Regions from separate parts of the Homo sapiens genome. Here region 1 is linked to region 2. Evidence: read pairs that join two places in POLR2A ChIA-PET (ENCODE). Cell type or tissue: OCI-LY7. All regions are shown on one strand.

Region 1 (8,000 bases), 530 kb before region 2:
ATGAGATTCCTCTTTTGGAAAGATATAGTATACCTTCATGTATCAACAGCTGTATGTCCCTTTGAAAATAAAACTCTTTAACAGAAAACTCCATTCCTTTTATTCATGTAATATTAATTAACATCTATGGTGGGCAAATTAATGGCCCCTCAGAGATGTCCCTGTCACAATTGCTGGAATCTGTGACTATAGTGGTTTATATAACAAAGGGGAAATCAAGGTTGCAGGTAAGATTAAGGTTGCCAACTAGCTGATCCCAGATAAGGAGGGTATACTGGTGACTCAGGTTGGCCCAGTGGAATCACAAGGGTCCTCAAATGTGGAAGAGGGAGGAAGAAAGTCAGTCAGAGGAGAGACGATGACGGAAGCAAGGTCAGAGAGAGATTTAAAGATGCTATGCAGCTAGCTTTGAAGATGGAGGAAGGGGCCACAGGCCAAGGACTGCTGCAGCCACTGGAAGCTGGAAGACACAGGATACAGATTCTCCCCTAGAGACCCCAGAAGGAAAGCAGTCTTGCTGATTCCTTGAGTTAGTCAAGTGAGATGCATGCGGGACTTCTGATCCCCAGGTCAAATGTCTAGTGTGGCATCCGCATGTTCGGGAGAGAATCAGGGGCCTAGACAACATACCAGACATTTGACCTAGAGCTAAGATGGGGAGTGAGAGCAGGCATGAAGATATGGTCTGAGATCAACATGGAACTCAGGAACAACAGGCAGCGCTTGCCTGCCTGAGACACTCACATCTGTGTGTGAGGTGCCCATGGTGTGAGCACACAGTCAACCTCTGAGTTGTCAAGGAACCAACCACAGCAACTGCTGTGAGCAGAAAGTCACGAGCTTGTGCTCACTGTTGCTGCCATGCAAACTAGCAAACTAGGCCCCTCTTTCCCCGATCCTATTTTTAATATCTCTGACAATGAAACAGTGTGTGCTAACCCAAAGAAAAGGTAAGTCATGTCCATGGATAACCTTGGATTTGAGATGATCCCTTTTGAATGCTGTGCTCCTGTTTCTCCATGTCCACCCACTCTCTGGAGAGCAGCCAGGCAGATAACGTGGGAACGTGGAAATGTAAAGTGGAGACTCATACCCCCACTTCCAGTAGTAACGATTTCTTAAGTTTTTCCAGCTAGAGAGTAGGTGTACTCTGGAAGCTGGGGAGCTGCAACCAGGCTTAGGGGCCATGGTTGTCACCCAGCACCTTTGCCATTTGCTTGTCAGAGTTCTCCCAGAGCTGGTGCTTTTATCCAGGAGGTTCATTCCTAAGAATATTTATCTTACCCACTGCTTAATTTTGGGTAAGAGACTCTGGAAAGAAACCATTTCTTGTACTTTGCTAAATCATCATCAGTAGTCAGTGGCCTCTAACACCAGGCTCTCCACCCAGTGTCCATTGCTGACAGCCCTGCCGAGCCGGAGGCCCAGCATCTGCTCAGTGTGGCTCCAGGCATTTGCAGTCTTGCTGACCTGGCAGGGGGCTCAGGGCAAAGCCGCAAACAGGCTGTGTCCAGGAAGCTCCTCTGTTGGCTTGAGCACCATCTAAACTGAGCTCATTCAGCAGAACAAAAGTGTCAAGCCAACATGTAGTTCCTTTAGTCTCTTGCATTCCCCAGACCCTGGCGTGTGCACTTCTGGGGGTGATGTAATAATTACAGAGTACTCTGATGAAAATATTTTTATTTTATTAATTGTACTGGTATTTGTGATGTGAAAAGTAAAAAGAAGGATCAGATGACATCCAAAGAAAAATGTTAAGAAAAACAGAAAAAAATCAGAGACAGCCACGACAAACATGACATAGTTGTGCCCTGTGACTGATGCTGGGGCACCCGGATAGGAAGGAGGGCTCCTTTCCAGTACATGGGGTAATGTCCAGTGAATACCTTCTCTCAGAGGACACGTGCACCTCTGCCCACTTGCTTCCATCCCTCTCCACCTCTGGGCACATTATCTCCTGATTAAGTTTATTGGTAAAAGGGTCTCCTGCAACTCCACCTGTTACACATCGCTGTTTCTATTTTTCCATATTCTTTTCCGGGAAGAGGCTATTTGCATGAGGAAATTTGCATATTTCTCTGTGGCTGTTATTCTCATGTAGCGAGTTTGCATTTGGCTTATTTCACTCAATATTGTATCGGAAGCATTTTCCATGGTGCATATCATCCCAAAATAATTCTCAACTGTAGGGGTTGGTTGTTTCCTGTTTTTTAAAAGTTTTTAAATTTTTTGTAGAGACGAGGTCTCACCGTGCTTCCCAGCCTAGTCTCAAACTGCTGGGCTCAAGCCATCCTCCTGCCTCAGCCTGCCAAATGCATAAGCCACCCCACCCAGCCTGTTTCCTTTGCTTTTTTTTTTTTTCTTTTTAAATGAATACCACTGGACACACAGCTCTTGCCTTCTGTTGAACTTTCAGTTGTTTTTGGAGAATAAATTATTGCAAGTGGGTCAAAGCGCATAAATGTTCACACTTCTTAAGTGCCCACCCCACTAAGCTTGAGGCCTCTTCACCCATAGAAACAATGGTGACCTTTGTTCTCAATATGCAAAGGACCTTATCAAAGAAACTTTTCAATCAATGAGATAAAAAAAAGTGGAAAAATGATGAAGGATATGAATGTTACTTCAGAAAAAAAGAATACACTTGGTCACAAGCATATGAGACATACTCAACCTCACTGATAATTAAAAACTTGCAAATTCAAGCAAAAAAATAAAAAAGTCTTATAAGCAAGGACTGAAAAGTTTGGTAATAGCCCCGATGGTAAGGTCTGGGGAACAGTCACTGTCATTGTGCTCTGCAGACATGTCAATGGACAAAGCTGTAGGGGAGGATAACTTGGCAACCACTGTCCTCAGTGCTGGGGACAGCAGCACTGTCCAGTAGCACTTCCTGCCACCGTGGAATGTTCTGGACCTGGATCCAGCATGGCTGCCACAAGCCATGTGTGCTTACTGAGCAATTGAAATGTGACTGGTGGAGGCTGGGCATGGTGGCTCATGCCTGTAATCCCAGCACTTTGGGAGGCCAAGGCAGGCAGATCACAAGGTCAGGAGATCGAGACCATCTTGGCTAACATGGTGAAACTCTGTCTCTACCAAAAATACAAAAAATTACCAGGTGTAGTGGCGGGCGCCGGTAGTCCCAGCTACTCGGGAGGCTGAGGTAGGAGAATGGTGTGAACCTGGGAGGCGGAGCTTGCAGTGAGCTGAGATGGCACCACTGTACTCCAGCGTTGGCGAGAGTGCGAGACTCCGTCTCAAAAAAAAAAAAAAAAAAATGTGACTGGTGCAATGGAGGGACTGGATTTTTAAAATTTTTATTTGCTTTTAATAAACGAATTGAAATAGCCACACATGGCTAGTGGCACCTGTATTAGATAAGTGACACCTGCATAAGGATGCTGGCTCTAGGAAGCCCAGCAGCCTGTGATGGGTCTGCTTTGAGAACAGGGCATAGCTGAGTGCCCTATGCTGGGCTGTGGCTAAGCCAGCTGAGTTAAGCACATCTCAGGGAACTTTGTGTGCAAAACAAGAAAGAGGAATTGAAAACAGAGAAATAGTGGGAAGAGGCAGAGGAGAAGAATGAGAATTGCCTGTTGCCGTTTTTGAAGTGTGGCCTCCAGGCCTTGCAGCTGTATATCTGAATGGCCATGAGCAGCACCCCGGGCCTGTGTGAAGTCTGGCTGAGTGGCCACCGAGAAGGGTCTTTGCTGCCTCAGGTCCCAGATGTGGCCATCAGTACTTGTCAGAACCAGAGCAGGGGACTGTGCCTTACAGTTGGTTAGCTGGATCAGCTAACCAACACTCTCTGGCTGTTCCTGGCTCTTACATGTGGAACCAAAAATGTTATTGTATAGTTTGGTAAAAACAAATCATTACCTCATACATGATGGCTTACAAATCTGGATGCAATGGATTTGCACAAAATGAAGCATAGCTTAGTTTCTTCATGATCTGGCCTAGTGTAAAACGAGGGGATGCTGTTTGTCATGTCAATGACGGGGTGGGAGAGAGAGTGGCCACTCTGCCAGTGGTTTCCTGCACCATCTGTGGTGTGCACTAGCATTTCCCAAAGGGAGCAATATATTGGACCCTTTTCAAGGCAAATAGTATTGACAATGCCTGATAATTCATCTAGGGACCCTAGTTAAGTGTTCTATAATTATTAAAGAGAGTTAGAATTGTAAGCCAATTTTAGTTGACATATACATATATACATATATACACATACATATATTTTAACCTTTAAAAAATTCTTCCTGGCTGAACGCGGTGGCTCACGCCTATAATCTCAGCACTTTGGGAGGCTGAGGGGGGTGGATCATGAGGTCAAGATATCGAGACCATCCTGGCCAACATGGTGAAACCCTATCTCTGCTACAAATACCAAAAAAAAAAAAAAAATAGCTGGGTGTGGTGGCAGGCGCCTGTAGTCCCAGTGACTTGGGAGGCTGAGGCAGGAGAATTGTTTGAACTTGGGAGGTCGAGGTTGCAGTGAGCCAAGATCATACCACTGCACTCCAGCCCGGGCAACAAGAGTGAGACGCTGTCTCAAAAAAAAAAAAAGTTCTTCCATTCTTTTCATTTATTTTGATCACATGTATTACTTCCAAATATAGTCATAAGAGAGACAGATGCTAGATATGTGGATAGGCATTTTCTACCCCAAGGGTATGTAATATTCCATATTTTCAGATATACCTCTATAATTTTTTTAATATTTAGCTTTTTTTTTTTTTTTGAGATGGAGTCTCACTCTGTTGCTCAGGCTGGAGCGCAGAGGCACGATCTCGGCTCACTGCAAGCTCTGCCTCCTGGGTTCACGCCATTTTCCTGCCTCAGCCTCCCAATTACCTGGGATTACAGGCACACGCCGCCCAGCTAATTTTTTGTATTTTTAGTAGAGATGGGGTTTCACCATGTTGGCCAGGATGGTCTCGATTTCCTGACCTTGTGATCTGCCCGCCTTGGCCTCCCAAAGTGTTGGGATTACAGGCATGAGCCACCGCACCCGGCCCTAAATGTTTAGCTTTTAAAAATTCCTTGTGAAATCTGTCCAGGTGCAGTGGCTCACGCCTATAATCCCAGCACTTTGGGAGGCCGAGGCGGGTGGATCATGAGGTCAGGAGTTCAAGACCAGCCTGGCTAATATGGTGAAACCGTGTCCTTACCAAAAATACAAAAATTAGCCGGGTGTGGTGGCGTGCACCTGTAGTCCCAGCTACTTGGGAGGCTGAGGCAGAAGAATTGCTTGAACCTGGGAGGCGGAGGTTGCAGTGAGCCAAGATTGTGCCATACTGTACTTCAGCCTGGGCTATAGAGCGAGACTCCATCTCAAAAAGAAAAAAAAAAAATCCTTGTGAAATGTATGTTTGTTAAGGTGAAAAACAGAGCTGCCAAATTATTTTTTTCCACCTTTGTAATCAGTTCTCTAAACACCAATCTATTCACTTTTCCCACCCATTCAAAACATCCCATAATTCCCAATATACATGGGCTTTTTTTCAGACCTAAATTTTGTTCCATTGCTCCATCTCTGCCATTTTAATTGCTATAGCTCTTTTTTCTTTCTTTTTTTTTTTTTTTTTTTATTTTTGAGATGGAGTCTCACTCTGTCGCCCAGGCTGGAGTGCAGTGGTGCAATCTCGGCTCACTGCAAACTCCACCTTCCGGATTCAAGCGATTCTCCTGCCTCAGCCTCCCGAGTAGCTGGGACTACAAGGCACCCGCCACCATGCCTAGCTAATTTTCTTTAGTTTTAGTAGAGAGGGGATTTCACCATTTTGGCCAGGCTCGTCTTGAACTCCTGACCTCGTGATCCACCCGCCTCGGCCTCCCAAAGTGCTGGGATTACAGGTGTGAGGCACTGCGCCCGGCCTTAATTGCTACAGCTCTTAAAATTTAAAGCTGTTCCTGGACATTTTCTCTCACAGATGAATAGTAGAATCCATTTGTCAAATTTCATTTTCAAATTATTTTGGTAACTTGATTAAATATGCAGTATTTTCTAAGCTGACAAAGAACACAATATAGTCTGAAGGTGGAGGTGAGTCAATGGGCTTTCCTCCCTCACTCCCCAAACAGCCCCCATTTCCACATGGCCTCCCTCTGACATGCAGCCCTGGTCACTGGCCAAGAGCAATCTGTCTGCCCATGCCAGAAGCCTTCCTCTCCCTCACTTTCTAGTTTTCTTTATGGCATTGGTCAGCAACAAATAATATGTCAACATTATTTATGCATATTTTAGATTTATTGTCCATCTCTTCTTGCTATAAGTGAAAACTTTGAGTTAAAAAGGGCAGAGCTTTCATTGATCTATTCACTGATCTATCTGCAAGGCATATCATAGACACTGAATATTCATAGAATGAATGAGTGAATTTGGAGTGATGGCATTTGAGATGTGAAATTTGCCATCTTATTTGAACACCAACCTTGGTTTTAGGGCTAACTCCCCTCCAGGGGTAAGATCCCTGGGAAGGTGCTCTCTGTTGAGGAAGAGCAACTTCCCCATGGAGAAAGGCCTTTGTTTGGTCAACACCACATCATTTCATTTAATTTGATCTTCTCAACAATTCTGGAAGGAAGACAATGCAGATTCACCTGCAGGTGGGAATGTAAATTGGTACAACCTTTTGGAAAAAGAGTTTGGTTTAATGTGTCTTAACCATGTTCTCCCCTACCCCTCAGTCAGAGACCACCAGAGCACACTGTAGGCTAATAAACTGGGCTTGTTCCTCATTGCAGCAAGGAAGAACGCATACCCTGGGGAGCCTTGTGTGTCCCACTCAGTAAGGTTGTTAGAAAGAAACGATGATAGGATTAGGGCTTGGGTGACCTGCAAGGGGGTTTGAGGAACCCGGGCTCTGCTTGGATGGATGCTGTCAGGAAGTGGGGCTAGCTCTAGGGTTGGGGGTCTTTCTTTACAAGCAGGAGGAAGGAAGCCAGGCAAGAGCTGCCCAGCAAGGCAGCCGCCATGCTCAAGCAGCCAGCACAGGGCATCGTGGCTTCTGTGGCGGGGATGGTGCATTTGTGCTCAGATGTGAGTCCAGAGGGGCTTGGTCCTGTCTCGATCCCTCATGGTCGGGGTGGACTTGCCTGACATGTTATGTTCCATGACATAGTTTACATTCAGCAGAATACCAGGGCCCAGCTCCTGCATGTCAGGGGCTGCTGTTCTCTTTCTCACTGCCTTTTAACCCAAGGAGTCCACTTTTGGGCATCAATCATAAGCAAATAGATACACACGCAAATGAAAAATGTAAGGCCGGGTACAGTGACTCACGCCTGTAATCCCAGCTACTCGGGAGGCTGAGGCAGGAGAATCGCTTGAACCTGGGAGGCGAAGGTTGCAGTGAGCCGAGATTACGCCACTGCACTCCAGCCTGGCGACAGACTCAACAAAAAAAAAAAAAAAGAAAGAAAGAAAAAATGTATGTACATCTCACCATTATTATTAACAGAGAAAATGCCCTCCATATATAGGTGCAGTAAAGAAGTTTTACAAAGCAAATACGTGCCACAGGCCATGCTGGGCAGGGCAGAGTGCAGACAAGGCTGAGGATGGCATGACCACGAGTGGCCACCATAAGCTGGTGTGTGATGCAGCCCTACAAAGATGGCTCACTGGCCCAGAGACACTCAAGGACAGTGCTAAATAGAGAAGTGAGACATACGACTATAAATATAGTGTACTATCAGTCATGTAAGGGAAAATCTTTATTCATTCAACAAATACTTCCTGAGGACTGACTCCCTAGGGGACAGACCTGCCCCTTGTCCGTCTTTTCACTGTGATGATGGTATAGGGAGATGACATAGAATGTCCTAGAGGGAGACTGGCTAAGTTCCTGGACCTGGCTTCATGAGGCATAACTACCAGCTGCTGAGGTCCAGAAATTGGATGTTTTCCCCATATACTCCAAATTGATGACGCTTCTGAGGACCAAACAATGACAACCAAGTTCGTGTTTTGGTGACTGCCAAGAGGGTATGGG
Region 2 (8,000 bases):
TTCCTTGCCTAATTGCTCTGGCTGGCATCTCAAGTACAATGTTAAATAAATAGTGAAAGTAGGCATCCTTGATCTGAAGGTCCTGATCTAAGGGGGAAATCTTTTAGCTTTTTGAATATGCCTGCAGAATATGTCTCTTGGATATGCTGTTAGCTGTGAGTTTTTCATAAAAATTCTTCACCAGATTGAGAAAGTTTACTTCTATTCTTGTTTTCTGACTATTTCTTAATCATAAAAGGTATTAGATTTCATCAAATGCTCATTTCTGCATTGAGATAATTGTGTTTCCTTTTGTTCTAGAAATGCATATTACGCTGATTAATTTTCATATATTGAACCACCTTTGCATTCCCGGGATAAATCCCACTTGGCCATCATGTACAATCCTTTTCATATGTTGTTGCATTTGGATATATAGTATTTTGTTGAGGATTCTGCATCTCTATTCATTAGAAATATTGATCTGTAATTTCTTTTCTTTTTGTGTCTTTGGCTTTGGTATAAGTTAATTCTGACCTCATAGAATACATTAGGAAGTCTCCCCTCTTCTTGTATTTTTTGGAAGATTTTGACAAGAATTGCATTAATTTTTATTTAAACATTTGGTATAATTTACCAGGGAATCCATCTGGTCCTGGGCCTTTCTCTGTTGGGAGACTTTTGATACTAATTTAATCTCTTGTTATATATCTGTTTAGATTTTCTATTTCTCCTTAAATCAGTGCTATGGACAAAACTGTGTCCTTTTCCCAATTAATATATTGACCCTGAACCCCAATGTAACTGTATTTGGAAATGGGGCCTTTAAAGAGCTAATTAAGACTAAATAATGCCAAAAATGTGGTGCCCTAATCCAATATGACTGGTGTCCTTAATAAGAAGAGGAACAGACACCAGGGATGTGTGCACACAAGGAAAAGGCCATGTGGGCACACAGTGAAATGTCAGCTGTCTGGAAGCCAAGGAGAGGGGCCTCCGAAGAAGCTAAACCTGCTGACACGTTGACCTTGGGCTTCTGGCCTACAGAACTGTGAGAAAATAAGTTTCTGTTGTTTATGCCACCTAGTCTGTGGTACTTTGTTATGTCAGCCCTGGCAGGCTAAGATAGTTTTGGTAATTTGTGTGTTTCTGGGAATTTTTTTCATTTCACCTAGGTTATCTAATTTGTTGGTGTATAATTGTTTACAGTATTTTCTTATAATCCTTTAAATTTCTGTCAGGTTTGTAGTAATGTTTCCACTTTCATTTCTGATTCAGGTTTTTGCATCTTTCTCTTTTTTTCTTTGTCAGTCTAGCTAAAACTTTGTCATTTTGTTGATCTTTTCAAAGAACAATGTTTTGGTTTTGTGATTCTTCCTGTTATTTTTCTATTTTGTATTTCATAAATCTCCACTCTAATCTTCATTATTTCCTTCTTCCTGCTAGGTTTAAATTTAGTTTGCTCTTGTTTTTCTAGTTTTTTTAAGTTGTAAAGTTAGGTTATTAATGTGAGATTTTTTCTCTTGTTTTAAATGTAGGCATTGACAGCTATAAATTTTGCCCTGATTACTGCTTTTGCTATATCTCATAAATTTAGATATGTTGGGTTTTTATTTTCCTTTGTAGGAAGATATTTTCTAATTTTTTTGTGATTTCTTCTTTGACCCATTGGTTATTTAAATGTAATGTTTACATATTTGCAAATTTTTCAGTTTCCTTCTGATGTTGATTTCTAGCTTTATTCCATTGTGGTTAGAGAAGATACTTTACATAATTTTAATTTTTAAAATTTATTGAGACTTGTTTTGTGGTCTAATATATGGTCTACCCCAAAGAATGTCCCATGCACACTTGAGAAAAATGTGTATTCTGCTCTTTTTGGGGTGGAGTTTTCTATATATGTCTCTTAGGTCTAGTTGGTGTGTGATGTTGTGCAAACCCTCTATTTTCTTATTGATCTTTTGACTATATGTTCGATTCGTTGTTGAGAATGAGGTATTGAAGTCTCCAGCTATAGAACTACTTTTCCCTTTAATTTTGTCAATGTATGCTTCACATATTTGGGACTGTGTTGCTTAGTGTGTATATGTTTGTAATTGTATCTTCTGATGGTCTTTTAATTACTACATAGTGTTCTTTTTGTCTCTTGCAACAGCTTTTCTTTTTTTTTTTTAAGACAGAGTCTCACTCTGTTGCTCAAGCAGGAGTGCAGTGGTGCAATCATAGCTCACCGTGACCTCCAACTCCTGGGCTCAAGCAGTCCTCCAACTACGCCTCCCAAGTAGGTAGGACTATAGGTGTGTGCCACCATGCTTGGCTAATTAAAAAACTTTTTTTGGTAGAGGTGGGGTCTTGCTTTGTTGTTCAGTCTGCTCTTGAACTCCTGGCTTCAAGCGATCCTCCTGCCTCAGTCTCCCAAAGTGCTAGGATTACATATGTGAACCACCATGTCCAGCCTCTTGTAACAGCTTTTTTTTTTTTTTTTTTTTTTTGAGACGAAGTCTTACTCTGTTGCCCAGGCTGAAGTGCAGTGGCGCCATCTCGGCTCACTGCGAGCTCCACCTCCCGGGTTCACGCCATTCTTCTGCCTCAGCCTCCTGAATAGCTGGGACTACAGGCACCCGCCACCACGCCCGGCTAATTTTTTGTATTTTTTTAGTAGAGATGGGGTTTCACCATGTTAGCCAGATGGTCTTGATCTCCTGACCTCGTGATCCGCCTGCCTTGGCCTCCCAAAGTGCTGGGATTACAGGTGTGAGCCACCACACCCGGCCTTGTAATAGCTTTTGACTTGAAGTGTGTATTGTCTGATCTTTACATAGCTACCCCAGCTCTCTTTTGGTTACTATTTGCATGGAGTATCTTTTCTATACTTTCACTTTTTAAATATTTGAATCTAAAATATCTTAGACAATATACAGTTAGACTATGTTTAAAAGAATCCTTTCTGTTACTATTCACCATTTGATTGGAGAGTTTAAACTGCTTACATTTAAAGTAGTAACTGATAAAATGGGATTTATTTCTGCCATTTTTCTGTCTGTTTTCTCTATGTCTTATACTTTTTGTTCCTCATTTCCTCTATTACTAACTTCTTTTTAAATTTTTTTTTGGTAGTGAACCATTTTGCTGTCTCATTTCCTTTTGTGTATTTTAAAAACATATTTTCTTAATGATTACAATGAGGATTACAATGAACATCCTAAATTTATAACCATCTAGTTTCAACTGATACCAACTCAGTCTTACTAACATATGAAAACTCTGCTCCTATACAGCTCCATCCCCACCTTAAATTGTTGGTGTTGCAAATTACATCTTTATACATTGTGGGCCCATTTACATGGATTTCAATTTGGTATGCATTTATCTTTTACACTATTTAGGGAATAAAGAAGGAGTTACAAATTAAAAAAATGTAATACTGGCTTTGATGTTTAGAAACCTCTCTATTTCTTTATGTCGCTTCGTGTTACTGTTTAGTGTCCTTCCATTTCAGTGTAAAGGACTCCCTTTAGAATTTCCTGTAGGGTAGATATGCTAGTAACAAATTCACTCAGCTTTTGATGGTTGGGAATGTTTTAACTTCTTCATTTTTCAAGATTAGTTTTTCTGGTTATTTAATCTTGGTTTACAGTTTTTTTTTCTTTTCTTTGGTGGTTTAAAAATATTGTCTCACTGCTTTCTGTTCTCCATGGTTTGTGATGGGAAAATTACAGTTAATCTTATTGAGAATCTATTGTACATAATGAGTTGCTTCTGTCTTGCCACTACAAGAGTTTCTCTTTATCTTTGTCTTTGAACTGTTTGATTGTAATGTGTCTAAGTGTGGATCTCTTTGAATTTATCCTACTTGGAGTTTAATATATTTCATTAAACTTAGACAGTTTTCATTCATTATTTCATCAACAGTTCTTTCTGCCCCTTTCTTTCTGTTTTCCTTCTGGGACTTCCATACTGCATATGTTGTCCTGCTTGATAGTGTCTTGTTCTCTTTTTTTCTTCTACTCTTTATATCAGACAATTCCAATTATCCTATCATTGATTTCTCTGATTCATTTTTCGGTGTGTTCAAATCTGCTGTTTAACCCCTCTGGTGAATTTTTCTTTCTCTTTTCTTTTTCTTTTTATTTTTTTATTTTTTTGAGATGGAATCTTGCTCTGTCACCCAGGCAGGAGTGTGGTGGCATGATTTTGGCTCACTGCAACCTCTGCCTCCTGGGTTTAAGTGATTCTCCTGCCTTGGCTTCCCGAGTAGCTGGGATTACAGGTGTGCACCACCACACCAAGCTAATTTTTGTGTTATTGGTAGAGATGGGTTTCACCATATTGGCCAAGTTGGTCTTGAATTCCTGACCTCAGGTGATCCACTTGCCTCGGCTTCCCAAAATGCTAGGATTATAGGCATGAGCCACCATGCCTCGCCAAATTTTTCATTTCGGTGATTTAACTTTTCAGTTCCAGAATTTCTGTTTGGTTTATTTTATAATTTATATCTGTTTATTGATTTTCTCATTTTGTATGTGCACTGTTTTCCTGGTTTTATTTAGTTTGTTGTTCATGGTTTTCTTTAGTTCTTTAAACATTTTAGGATGATTGATATAAAAATTTTGTCCAGTAAGTCCAATACTAAGGTTTCCTCATGGATGGTTTATATAATTTTTTTCTAGGATTGGGCCACACTTTCCTATTCCTTTGTATATCTTGTGATTTTTGTTGTTGTTGCTGAAAATTGGGCATTTTGAATATTACAATGTGGTTACCCTGGAAATCAGATTATCTCCATTCCCTAGAGTTTGTTATTATTTTTTCTTCTTGATGAATGTTGTCCTCTATTTCTTTAGTGATTTCTCCAAACTAATTTTGCAAAGACTGGATTCTTTGTCATTTGTGGTCACTGAAGTCTCTGTTTCATTATCTCAGTGGTCAACAGTGACATTCCAGAGATTTCCTTAAGTATCTGGAGTGAAAGAAAAAAAGAAAGGGAGAAATAAATAAATACATGAATGAAACGAGAAAACAAGAAAGAGAGAAGATACTCGTGTTTTGACTTTTGCAGCTTGGCTCTGAGCTGGGACAGGAGTTCCTTCAGTGCTAAGCCAGGCTTCCTGCAACTATGCCTTAGCTTTTGCCTCTTGCTTGCCTGGAGCCCACAGATCTGTCAGAGGTACAAGCCTGGGGTCCTTTTAGATGTTTTCTCATATGTGTCCTGTTCTGGGCCTGTGTGTTATCTTCTATCTTTGCCAGCATACACAGTAGCCCTTCTGAGCTCTTATTCTTCCAACAACCTTCCTTTTTGGGCTCCTTCTTTTTGGCTTTTGGTCTGCCAGTTGCCTGAGCACAGTTCCCTACACCAGGTGGAAAGAAAAGGTCAAGAAAAAGGTCAATTTAGTCTTCCAGGGAACCATCAGACAGATGAATACACAGTACCATAAAACTTTAAGAATAAACTCTGTATTAACCCCTGGCACCAGAAAGCCACACAGGGAATGCAGCCTTCTGTCATCATGGCTGATGCTGCTGTGCTAGGGAATGGAAGGAAGGTGGATGAGCAAAAATGCCACTAGGCTTTCTTACCAAAGCTAGCTTCCCTTTTCTTTATTAAGCCACCCCTTTGTGGCTGTACATTTGAGATTAGAGCTCAGTGTTTAAAAACGTTGATTATTTCAGTCTTTGACAGCTTATGATTGTTTCAACGGAGGGATCAATTCTTTAAGCAATGTATACCATCATTTTCTGTGACATCATCCCTGGTTGCCTCTTGATGAAAACATTATTCCTTTCTTGCCAGACATGTATTCAAATTAATATTGTTGCTAGATCTTGTGTGGCACAATCAAGATGCCCAATAGTCTTTTGAGGATGTGTAAAAAGAGTTTGTGAAGTCCTCCTCACTTATTTGTAGTTTGCATCTTGGTTAGTGCTAAATAAATGGTGCTCCTGAAGTCCCTGAAGCTGATCTTCACTCATGCACCGTTTAAGCATTCATTCATAGCATTAATTTGTCAAATGCTTTTGAAGGATCAACACTTTTTTTTCAGAAAGAGCAGGTAATGATATGACTCTTTTTATAAAAAATGCACTTTTCAACACCTTTGCCCACTCTTGGTAGGTTTACTCATCCACCTGTACTTGACCATAAGTTACTCAAGTCTTACTGTCGCAGCTTCCAGGCCTGCATAAGCCACGTTAAAAACTGAACTGTTTTGCTTGAAGTAAGGGTGAAGCTTGGAGCCCCCATGCTTGCTTCTTGCTCCTTTCCTGCATGCTTCTGTGGAACCACCTTAGTACAGTTTATTTGAAGATGTAATAGAACTAGACTGCAATATTATACTCCACCAGAAGATGTCACTGTAACATGTGGTTTATACATGCTGAATATATGGTAACGGAATAATGGCGAACCTTCCATTTTCTCAGTGAATCAAAAAGAGAAAGAAAAACGTAGTTTTGGCCAACTTATATATAAAAACTTTGAAGGTGAGAAAGAGATAGTCAATATCTACTCATAATGTTTAATTAACTCATTTAGTTACATATACATATTTGAAATAATATATAGAATCATTAATTTGTAAATATCACTTTATTTTCATTCATATTTCATGGAACAACTTTATGAAAGTTCCTTACATGCTTATCTTTCATAAGTGTCTTTATTGTCACTAGAGACACTTAAAAACCTTTTATTTGAAAATACTTTCAAACTTACAGGAAAGTTGCAAGAATAAGAATAGAACATGGAATATTCATATACTCTTTTCCCACATTCACCTTTTATTAACATTTTGTTCATTTGCTTTATCTTGTTTTCTCTTTCCCTGTCTCTGTGCTATATATCTATATCTATATCTATATCTATCTATATCTATATATCCATTTAGTTATCACTAAATACGTTGGTAAGTATTTCCTAAGAAAAAGCATTCTCACACACTCTTTGGTTCAAATAACAACTTCAGGCCGGGCACAGTGGCTCACACCTGTAATCCCAGCACTTTGGGAGGCCGAGGCGGGTGGATCGCCTGAGGTCAGGAGTTCGAGACCAGCCTGGTCAGCATGGTTAAACCCTCGTCTCTACTAAAACTACAAAAATTAGCCAGGCGGGATGGTGTGTGCCTGTAATCCCAGCTACTTGGGAGGCTGAAGCAGGAGAATCGCTTGAACCCGGGAGGTGGAGGTTGCAGTGAGCTGAGGTCGAGCCATTATACTCCAGCCTGGGTGACAGAGCGAGACTCCCTCTCAAACAGACAAACAAATGAACAAGCAAATAACAACTTCAGTAACTTTTTTTCTAATCTGTTAACCATATTCCAGTGTTGTCAATTGTCCCAGTAATGTCCTTTACAGCATTTCTCCTGCTCCTATAGAGAACCCGTCTAGGATCAGGTATTGCATTTGCTGCTCTGTCATTCTACTCTCCTTTAATCTGGAACATTGCCATAGCCTTTCCTTGTCTCTTATAACTTTGGTATTTTTGAAGAATGTAGTCACTTTCCCTCTCCCCCCAACTTTTTAAATAGAATGGTGCCTAATGTTTCCTCATGGCTAGATTTGGGTTATGTATCCTAGGCCAGAATGCTAGAGAGGCGATGCTGTGTCCCCCTCAGGGCAGCCCATCTCGAGGCATATGGTGCCTGTCTGTTTCTCAGTGGTGATGTTAATTTTCATCACCTGGTCAAGGTGTTGTTCAGTTTCTCCATGGGAGTGCCACCCACATTCCAGGAATGCTGCTAAGCATTCAACTTATATTTTTCACAATTAATCCTGATGGCAATTTGCAAGCTGGTCTTCAGTCTTCTCACTATCCAGATATGGCAACTAGTGCCCACCAAGATTGAGATTCCACAGCACATATGGGTGAGGCTGGTGTTCGGATATGGTGCATCTGACTTTCCACGTCTCCACTGTGTTTCCCAGACTGAGATGTTCTGATTAGGTTTCCATAAGCCAGCACCATCTTATGCTATCTGCTTTATTTATGAAACTCTGCCAAAGTGACTGCACAATATAGTAAGGCT

The links. ChIA-PET counts read pairs that join two places held together with the same protein. Peaks named below come from ENCODE experiments on the same cell type or tissue, not always from the same donor. Only the 100,000 strongest peaks of a DNase experiment are listed, where the experiment ranks them.
Region 1: POLR2A ChIA-PET joins it to region 2 with 13 read pairs; 2 of 35 experiments call an interaction of 5 or more read pairs at or near these places.

What each region holds. Positions count from the first base shown.
Region 1 is chr2:130,381,486-130,389,485 of GRCh38, reverse strand. It overlaps LOC105373618 (a long non-coding RNA gene), which reads right to left and starts at 4,747. Exons shown (of 2, transcript XR_923330.4): 1 at 1-4,747. RefSeq lists a silencer at 673-732 and an enhancer at 3,813-3,912. In OCI-LY7, no CTCF peak of the experiment used is centred here; DNase peaks (open chromatin) are centred at 1,855, 2,235, 3,475, 7,685 and 2 weaker places; H3K4me3 peaks cover 3,257 bases; H3K27ac peaks cover 7,110 bases.
Region 2 is chr2:129,848,083-129,856,082 of GRCh38, reverse strand. No RefSeq gene overlaps it. Among named protein-coding and RNA genes, the nearest start is that of LINC02572, 25 kb to the left of the region's middle. In OCI-LY7, CTCF peaks have their summits at 6,117 and 6,323 (motif pointing right); a DNase peak (open chromatin) is centred at 6,342.